Linked DNA regions of Homo sapiens: region 1 is linked to region 2. A link is an interaction called in ENCODE POLR2A ChIA-PET data of the cell type or tissue named here. Cell type or tissue: MCF 10A. All regions are shown on one strand.

The links. ChIA-PET counts read pairs that join two places held together with the same protein. Peaks named below come from ENCODE experiments on the same cell type or tissue, not always from the same donor. Only the 100,000 strongest peaks of a DNase experiment are listed, where the experiment ranks them.
Region 1: POLR2A ChIA-PET joins it to region 2 with 6 read pairs; 1 of 35 experiments calls an interaction of 5 or more read pairs at or near these places.

Annotation. Positions count from the first base shown.
Region 1 is chr13:39,916,620-39,920,619 of GRCh38, forward strand. No RefSeq gene overlaps it. Among named protein-coding and RNA genes, the nearest start is that of MIR4305, 250 kb to the left of the region's middle. In MCF 10A, no CTCF peak of the experiment used is centred here; a DNase peak (open chromatin) is centred at 2,412.
Region 2 is chr13:40,058,542-40,062,541 of GRCh38, forward strand. No RefSeq gene overlaps it. Among named protein-coding and RNA genes, the nearest start is that of LINC00332, 120 kb to the right of the region's middle. RefSeq lists enhancers at 532-721, 1,968-2,097. In MCF 10A, no CTCF peak of the experiment used is centred here; DNase peaks (open chromatin) are centred at 450, 1,210, 1,950 and 3,120.

The DNA.
Region 1 (4,000 bases), 140 kb before region 2:
CCTCTGTAGCTTTTAAACTTAACTGTCTGATGGTTGCTTTAAAATCTTAATTACATTATATTGTCAATAAAGCCACCTCTGTTTGGCCTTTGTTGTCCTAGTATTTTTATCCTTTCTTCCAAGTTTATAGAAGTTTGAAATTTAAGCTAAAATGATTAGAAGCTGTAACTGCATCCAGGAGGCTCGGAGAATATTTGAACTTGCAGTTACGAATTAACCAGTTAGTCCAAAAAAAATACATTTTTGATTATTTTAAGATAACAATAATTCTATTATTTTGATTTGGAAACTTGAGGTTCAAGGAAACCTTACATAACCTATGTAAAATCAGAGGCTGAGCCCACACACTGCCATAGACTAATCTGCTCTGTGAATGGACAGGATATTTGCTAAGCTTTATGATGTAGCAAATTACTGGTCCCCTGGAGCCAGGAGAACTTTTTATATTGTCCATGTGATCATCTACTCCAGAAGCATCCCCAAGGTCATGAATGCTGTATGTTTTGAACATGTATGTTATCCCCTCTTTTTCACTGACTCGGTTGTTGGTAACTGAGGTATTATTAAGACAGGTAGACAGTTGGAAAATCACCGCTTTAATCTGGTATTCTCTCTTTGTGCCCTTTGGATACATGAGCATCCATTGTTATCTGTCTTGCCATTTTAGACCATCCCTGAAGTAGTTTGGATCTGTACTGAAATTAGTGAAGACTGGTAGGCAAGGCTAGTTTATGGAATGAGAAATAGGTGTCTTGGAGAAAGAAATGGGAATGAAAGAGAAGAGCAGAAGGAAATTCGAAGGAGTCAAGAGGGAAGATTAATCCAATGGCTATTGGGCTGGGATGATCGCATAATATTGTAAGAGTGTGTGTATATATATACGTGTCTGTATGTGTGTGTGACCTGAGGTTTAAGCCCCTGGGTGTGTGTGTGTGTATAAACATATATATTGTTTAAACACATATATATACACACACACACACACATATATATATGTGTGTATATATACACATACGTATATATACACACATAAATTGTTTATATTGTATAAATTGTGTGTATATATATAAATTGTTTAAATTAAACTTTTTTATATATAAAAATATGAAATTCCAGGGCTGCCTGCATGAAAAATATGGCAAAGCACATTTGAATAATCTGTTCACCCATTCATTCACTCATAAATATAATAAGCATTTATGAAGTTGCTTAGTGTGTGCCAAACTTCAGATCAGTAATCATGTCTTAGAAAATGAAGACAGCATTACTTTACATCAATACTTTGCAAGTGCTTCTTTTCATGATTTCTAGCACTAATGCGCACATTTTGCAGATGAGAAAATGTGAACAATTAAGAGGTCAAATGACTTGCCTAAAGTCACAGCACAAACAACTTGCCGGACAGTGATTAGAAGACAGAGACTTTATATTTCAAATGTATTGCCTCTGGCTAACTAATAATTAAGGTTGAATTTGCCTGATATGATTTTTAGAAACAATTTTCTTCTAAGGCACAGAAGACCAGATTTCTGCACAAGTGTAAAGCTGATAATGCCTGCCCTTTTCTGGGATTATTCTCCTGTGGTATGATGCACAAAACATTTAATGCTAATTACTCATTTCTTAAACTTATTATCAGATGATGTCCTTGGTTTAGAAAAGGCCTTTTTGCCTTTTAAAATACACTATTCCAAATCAGCACAAAAGCAGTGACACTGAGGCATCCTGGCTTCCTTAATAAACATCAGCTATCTGGGACTGTCTTCTTACCTCCTAGACTAAAAGTGCTTATAAAATTGGATTCAAGACCATCACATACCAGAGAATGGAGATGCAGGAATCCCAATCAGATAATGATAACATTAAGAGGAGACAACTAATTTGAATTCTAAAAGCATGGGAAATGCTCAGGTCAAATTATATTGCACATAGAACTAAGCCAAGGGATATATCAAAGAGTGAGAAGGTTTGGGAAAAATGGTCAACTGTCGCAACTCATCCAGGACCACCATCTGTTACTGCCTGATGTTGGTCACTGGATAAAGAATTCAAATCCTCTGGGCCTTGGTGAACATCGTCTTGCCAGTTCTAGGCCTCATGGATAGTAGCCATCTAGTCCAGCGAATTGTGTTGGAAGCTGGCCTCTCTGGTGTTGTTTAGTGGAACAATAGCACAATTCCCTTGATTTATACATCCTCTGAGGGGGACACAACCTGACATCCTTTTTGTTGTCACAAACTGCTGTAAATTGTAAATCAGGTGACAGCCACACTCTTCTATTTAATGGACTTCCTCCCTATTTTTTTGGAACAGCTTTTCTTTGCCCATTGTCCTGATTTTACAATCTTCTGAAGCAACCCTTTGAGGCATAGGGATTTTCTGAGTAAATGAGTCAGGTCTCGGTATTGAGCAATGGCTGCTACAAGGAAACCTTGAGGCCCCATTGCAAATGTCATGCTCCTCCTTAACCAGAGCGTACCCAGGAGCAGATAGTAGCTAGCCACTAAAATTTCTTCAAGTCATATATGAGCTTGAGAATTACGTTAGCAACAATTCAAAGTTGCCCACTCTTTATTCTGAAAATTAAAAAAATGTGTATCTGATGATTACAGGACCATGAATGGCTTTTGGGGAGTCCATAAACCCCTGAAGAATTTTTAAACTTTCATTTTATTGTGGTAAGAACACCTAACATATGATCACCCTCTTAAATTTTAAGTGTACAATAATGTCTTATTATCCAAAGGAACAATGAAGATCTCGAGAACTTATTCATCTTGCATAATTGAGATTTTATGTCCATGGATTAGCAGCTTCCTATTTCTCTTCCCCTCTACCCCCTGGCAACCACCCATTCTACTCCCAGATTGTGAGTTTGACTATTTTAGATACTTCATGTAAGTAGAATCATGATTGTACACTGAAGACTACAAAACATTGATGAAAGAAATTAGACACAAATAAATGGAAAGACATCCATGGCCATGGATTGGAAGATATAATATTGTTAAGATGTCTATACTACCCAAAGTGATCTACAGATTCAGTGGATTCCTATCAAACTCTCTATGACTTTTTTTTCACAGAAATAGAAAAAAAATCCCAAATTTTATATGGAGTCACAAAGGACCCCAAAAAACCAAATCAATCTTTGAAAGAAGAACAAAGCTGGAAGCATCACACTTTCTAATTTCAAAATATATTCCAAATGATGGCAATGAAAATAGTGTGGTATGGGCATAAAGGCAGACATACACACCAATGCAACAGAGGAAAGAGCCCAGAAATCAACCCACATGTGTATGAACAACTGATCTTTGACAAGGGTTTCAAAAATACACAATGGAGAAAGGATAGTCTCTTCAACAAATGGTATTAGAAAAGCCAGATATCCTCATACAAAAGAATTATAGTGGACCCTTATCTTACACCATAAGCAAAAATCAACTCAAAATGGATTACACTTAATGTAAGACCTAAAGCTATGAAACTCCCAGAAGAAAGCATAGGGAAAATTCTCCATGACATTGGTCCTGGCAGTGATTTTATGGTTATGACACTGAAAGCACAGGTAACAAAAGCAAAAATAGACACATGGGAAAACATAAACCCCTGAACTTTAAGCATAACCTCCTCTGCATTTTTCTGAGATGAAGGTTCCTATCTTTAAACTGATTCTAAAAAAATGTCTGGAAATCTGTTGTACTGTAGTATGCCTGCTTAACTGTGCACCTTGGATCCTCCCTTAGCAAAATTTGATACACAATATATTATTAGACAAGGGGAATAAAATGTGAGTGCCAGCCCATTATTTACATTTGTTTGTATCTCATCATTTTTATTATTCATTATGATCTTTAATTGACACATAGTAATTGTATGCATTTATGGAATACAGTGTGATATTTTGATATGCATATACAATTGTGTAATAATCAAATCAGAATAATTATCATATCCATTACTTCAAACATTTATCATTTTTTGTGTTGAGAATATT
Region 2 (4,000 bases):
ATGAACAAGCATGTAGCAAACAATACATACAAGATGTTTATGTCTCTCATTTCACAATACCAAGGAATAAACCAAACTACCCATTAATGATGAGATCTACTCTAATCAAAGAAGCAAAAATGGAACATATCAGAGGTATTGGGGTTTTCAATAACTGAGGTATAAGATGTCAGCTTATGACCAACTTTGTACTAAGGACCAGCTCTCTGAGATGGGACCTGACTCAACCAAAGTCAAGAAGCCATATCCCTTCTCTGATGATGAGTAGCCAGAAGCCTCAACCACAAGTGGACTGTATGACAAAATCAACAAACACAAATTCAAATGCTTACAGAGGCCAGACACACAATGGAAAGAGGTGAGGAAGGCTAAATATGAGGCACTAGACAGTGGTGAGGCACGTGGCAAAGCATCCTGTGAACAGGCAGCAGCCATTTAGTTCTAATAGCATTACCATTCTGGGCCTCTGTAGTCAGTGTTGCCAGATTTTAGAATTTTTAGAAGTTAGAAATCTAGATGTTTATGTGAAATTTCCTGGTTTTTGAAACAGTACATTTTGTACATTACACAACAGCACATTTTGTACATTATACAAAACATGACTAAAACCGAGATCCGACCTTGGGCCATCAGTTGCAACTCCTACATGAAACTGTAATCTATGATGCCTCTGAATACAAGGTAGTCAGAAAATGAAAGGAGTTCTATGTTCAGAATAGTCAGAGAAAACTCTAATTTTAAATACATTCACGTATCATTCCTGAAAATATTCTGACACATGCTGGAACACATGTCCCAAGTTTTAATCTGGAAAAGATAGCTTTGATACCTCCAGTTACCATTTTGAACCTCTTTAGAAGTTAATAGTAGTCCCACAAGGCCAAGAAAGAAAGAAGAAACAAGCCTAAATACGAAAAGGTGGAAAGCAGGTTTGAGCTAGACAGTATGTTTATTTTAGAGAATAAGGAACGTTAAAACTGTTTGAAACTTTCCAACTCTCCGTGTATTTCTTTTTCTTTCACTTGCTCATGTATTTCAAATATTAAATGCTTTTCCTCTGTTATTAAGAAAGTGTGTTTGAGTCATACTCAGAGGTCTAACCCATGATGATGACACCACATTCATTAGACAACTTCTATTCCTTTCTAAAAGTTTCGATCCAATATTAGCAGAACCTGAAAGCCTTCCAACTCACTAACCAACAGATGGCATGACCAACTTTCCCAAGAGACACGCAGCAGCACACAGGTACACACCTTCCCAGTGAGAGAATGCAAGGTTCAGCTCAGGTGTTAGACACTCAGAGAACACTTAATCAAACAACAAAACGGGTGGCAGCAGGGAGAAGAGGAAAGGTTCATTCCCTCTTCAGCTCCCACCCCCGGTTAGAAGTCCAGGGCATTTAAGGTCTACCACATTTCCATGTAGGGGTGGAAACATTATCTTTCCCTTGAAAGAAACATAGCCTTTGAACAGGAAATGGAGGGTCATCAGTTCGGGTTGGAACACACATAGAATAATAATGACACTACCTTTGCTGGTGTCAAATGTAAATTTGTTCAATAGTCCAGTGGAACAGTAACAAGGCACTTCTTCAGATGCCACCTGCTATTGAGTGTAGAAAATAACAACAAAAAAAATACCCTGTCGACTCACCCAAGTCAGATAATTACACGGACTGCAAAACATTCAGGCACGGAGCTCTGGAAACCTTTTAGGGGGTCCTTTATCATGCCCTGCCTTTTCCAGAATGAGACTAATTTGCTCCTATTTCAGCCAGCTCCAGCAAAGAGAGCGGGTAAAGGAGAGAAAAGAGAATGAATTGTCAGCATTATTGAAAAGATTCATGGTTAGTCACACTCACTCCAGGCAAGTTCCTTGCCAGACACCACACCACTCATTAGCAGACCTGAGAACTGGCGTGCCTCCCACAGCTGAGCAACAGCCTTGGGCCTGGCAGGTCCCCAGGGACCCACAAAGCCCTATGTTCTCCCACACCCTGCAATGAGAAAGACCAGTTTGGGCAGGCCTGGGTGCAATTGGCTCCCCAGATGCTAAGTAAATCTGTTCTATGCCCTGTGCTGCTTCAAATATAATTATTCAGGTGCTCAGCTGGTGTGGAAATCAAGGTAGCATCTCTTCAGGGTACACTGATGCAGTTACCTGATGGGGCTGCCATTTTCTCCCCAGGTTCCCTTCGGAAGACCCAAGAGATGGTCGTGTCTACAGTTTGTCAGCCTGTATGTCCTCATTTCCAGCTACAGCTGTGAGCTGCTGATCTTCCTGGAGCTGGAAACATTTATTTCCCTTGTGTAATACCAGCAATTTTAACTTAGATTTACAGTGCTTACCACTGAACCATTTGGGGCATTAAAGACTAATTCAATTCATTTGCAAGAGACAGGGTGGGCTGTAGGAATCATTGATGTCAATATCCACAGCAATGGGGAAACTGAGTCTGGGAGGCAAAAGGACTTGCTCAAAAGTGTAGAACAAAGAAGAGAAGCCAGGTCTTTGCTTTTCTATTCAGTCTCATCCCATTTCTTGGAGCTACTATCTCACAGAAAAAAAAAATACCATTTCTAGTTAGGACAGCAAACCGGTTACTCTTTACTGTATGAAAACACCATTCTCAGAATCACAACTCCCTAAAGTTCAGTCAAAACTTCCCAAAAAAAGCTGGCTTCTGTTAGAATGAGCTGCGCCCTCCACTGGGATCTGAAAGCAAAGGACAAGGACTAAGTCTTTGTAAACAATCACAACAGACACTGACCATGGTGAACATCATCCCATACGTCAGAGTAACATGCCCTCACATGGGTTCTGATGGAGAAGAACAGCTCCCCCATGCTGAGCTCTGCCATCCCTAGCATCAAAAGTACCATATAGCTGGATGCCAAAGCTGGTACTATTTGGTACATACTGATATGCATATTAGCTTGGATTTATGACACCTAGAAAAAGTGATCCTGGCCCTAAAATAAAATTCAAGTCCAAGAACGATCATTAACAATGTAAGTATGACTCAAAGCACTCAGACTACATGTCTTCACTTGGACTACATGTCTTCAGGTTGAAGACGCTTCACCCTGGCTTTGCAACAGAGTCACCATGATGACCCAGGCAAGTGTGGGATGTGTGGTAAGGGCTTGGGAAAATTCCTGTGGGTTTTTAGAGTTTTCATAATTCCCTGAAAGGCTGCTAGACCCAACTGCTTCTAAAGGAAGCATGTGGGCAAACTCAGAGATATGGGTGAAGGACATTCTGTGTCAATGGACACCGAGTACTGGGCCAAGAGGCCCCTGCTTATCTGTGTTCGTAGTTGGTCTACAAAAGAGTCACAGCTTCCCTCTTCCTCCTTAGCAGGGGGAAGTGGGCCTGAGGGAATGTGGATCAGCCCAGCCAGTGCCTGTTAACAAGGTGGCCTGAGGAGTGGGTACTGCCCCCTTGTCTTGTATCAGTCCTCCAGTCTCTGCCATTGGTTGTGCTCCTGAGTGAAAAGAGGCAGAGCCTAGGACAGGAGATAAAGTTAAAGGAACTCTTCACTCGATCCTAGAAGGATTTTGCTTATGAGTTGCTCAGATCTCCTACAGCCTCCCCCACCCTCACGGGTGCTAGGCTGGTAGTCAGTATTACTACTCTTGACCATGGCACCCAGCTTAACTCTATCATTGGCACTGCAAATATGCCCTGGACTACCTCCGGAAGTGTCTTGGGTGCATGCCAAGAAAACATCCCTCACCTTCTCACCTCCTATTTTTGCATTATTTGCTTTCAGAAGGGAAGTGATAAAAATGGATAATAGCCACTAATTTTTGAACAATTTTTCCAGGTACCACTCTAAGTGCTTTAAGTGTGTTGATTCTGTTAGTCCTCTCCACAACCCCATGAGGAAATAGTCTCCTCATTTGCACATGAGGGAACTGAAACACAGGGAATTAGGTAACCTACAGTAGCCGTGCAGCTAGGAAGTGGCAGAGCTGAGATTTGAACCCAGAGC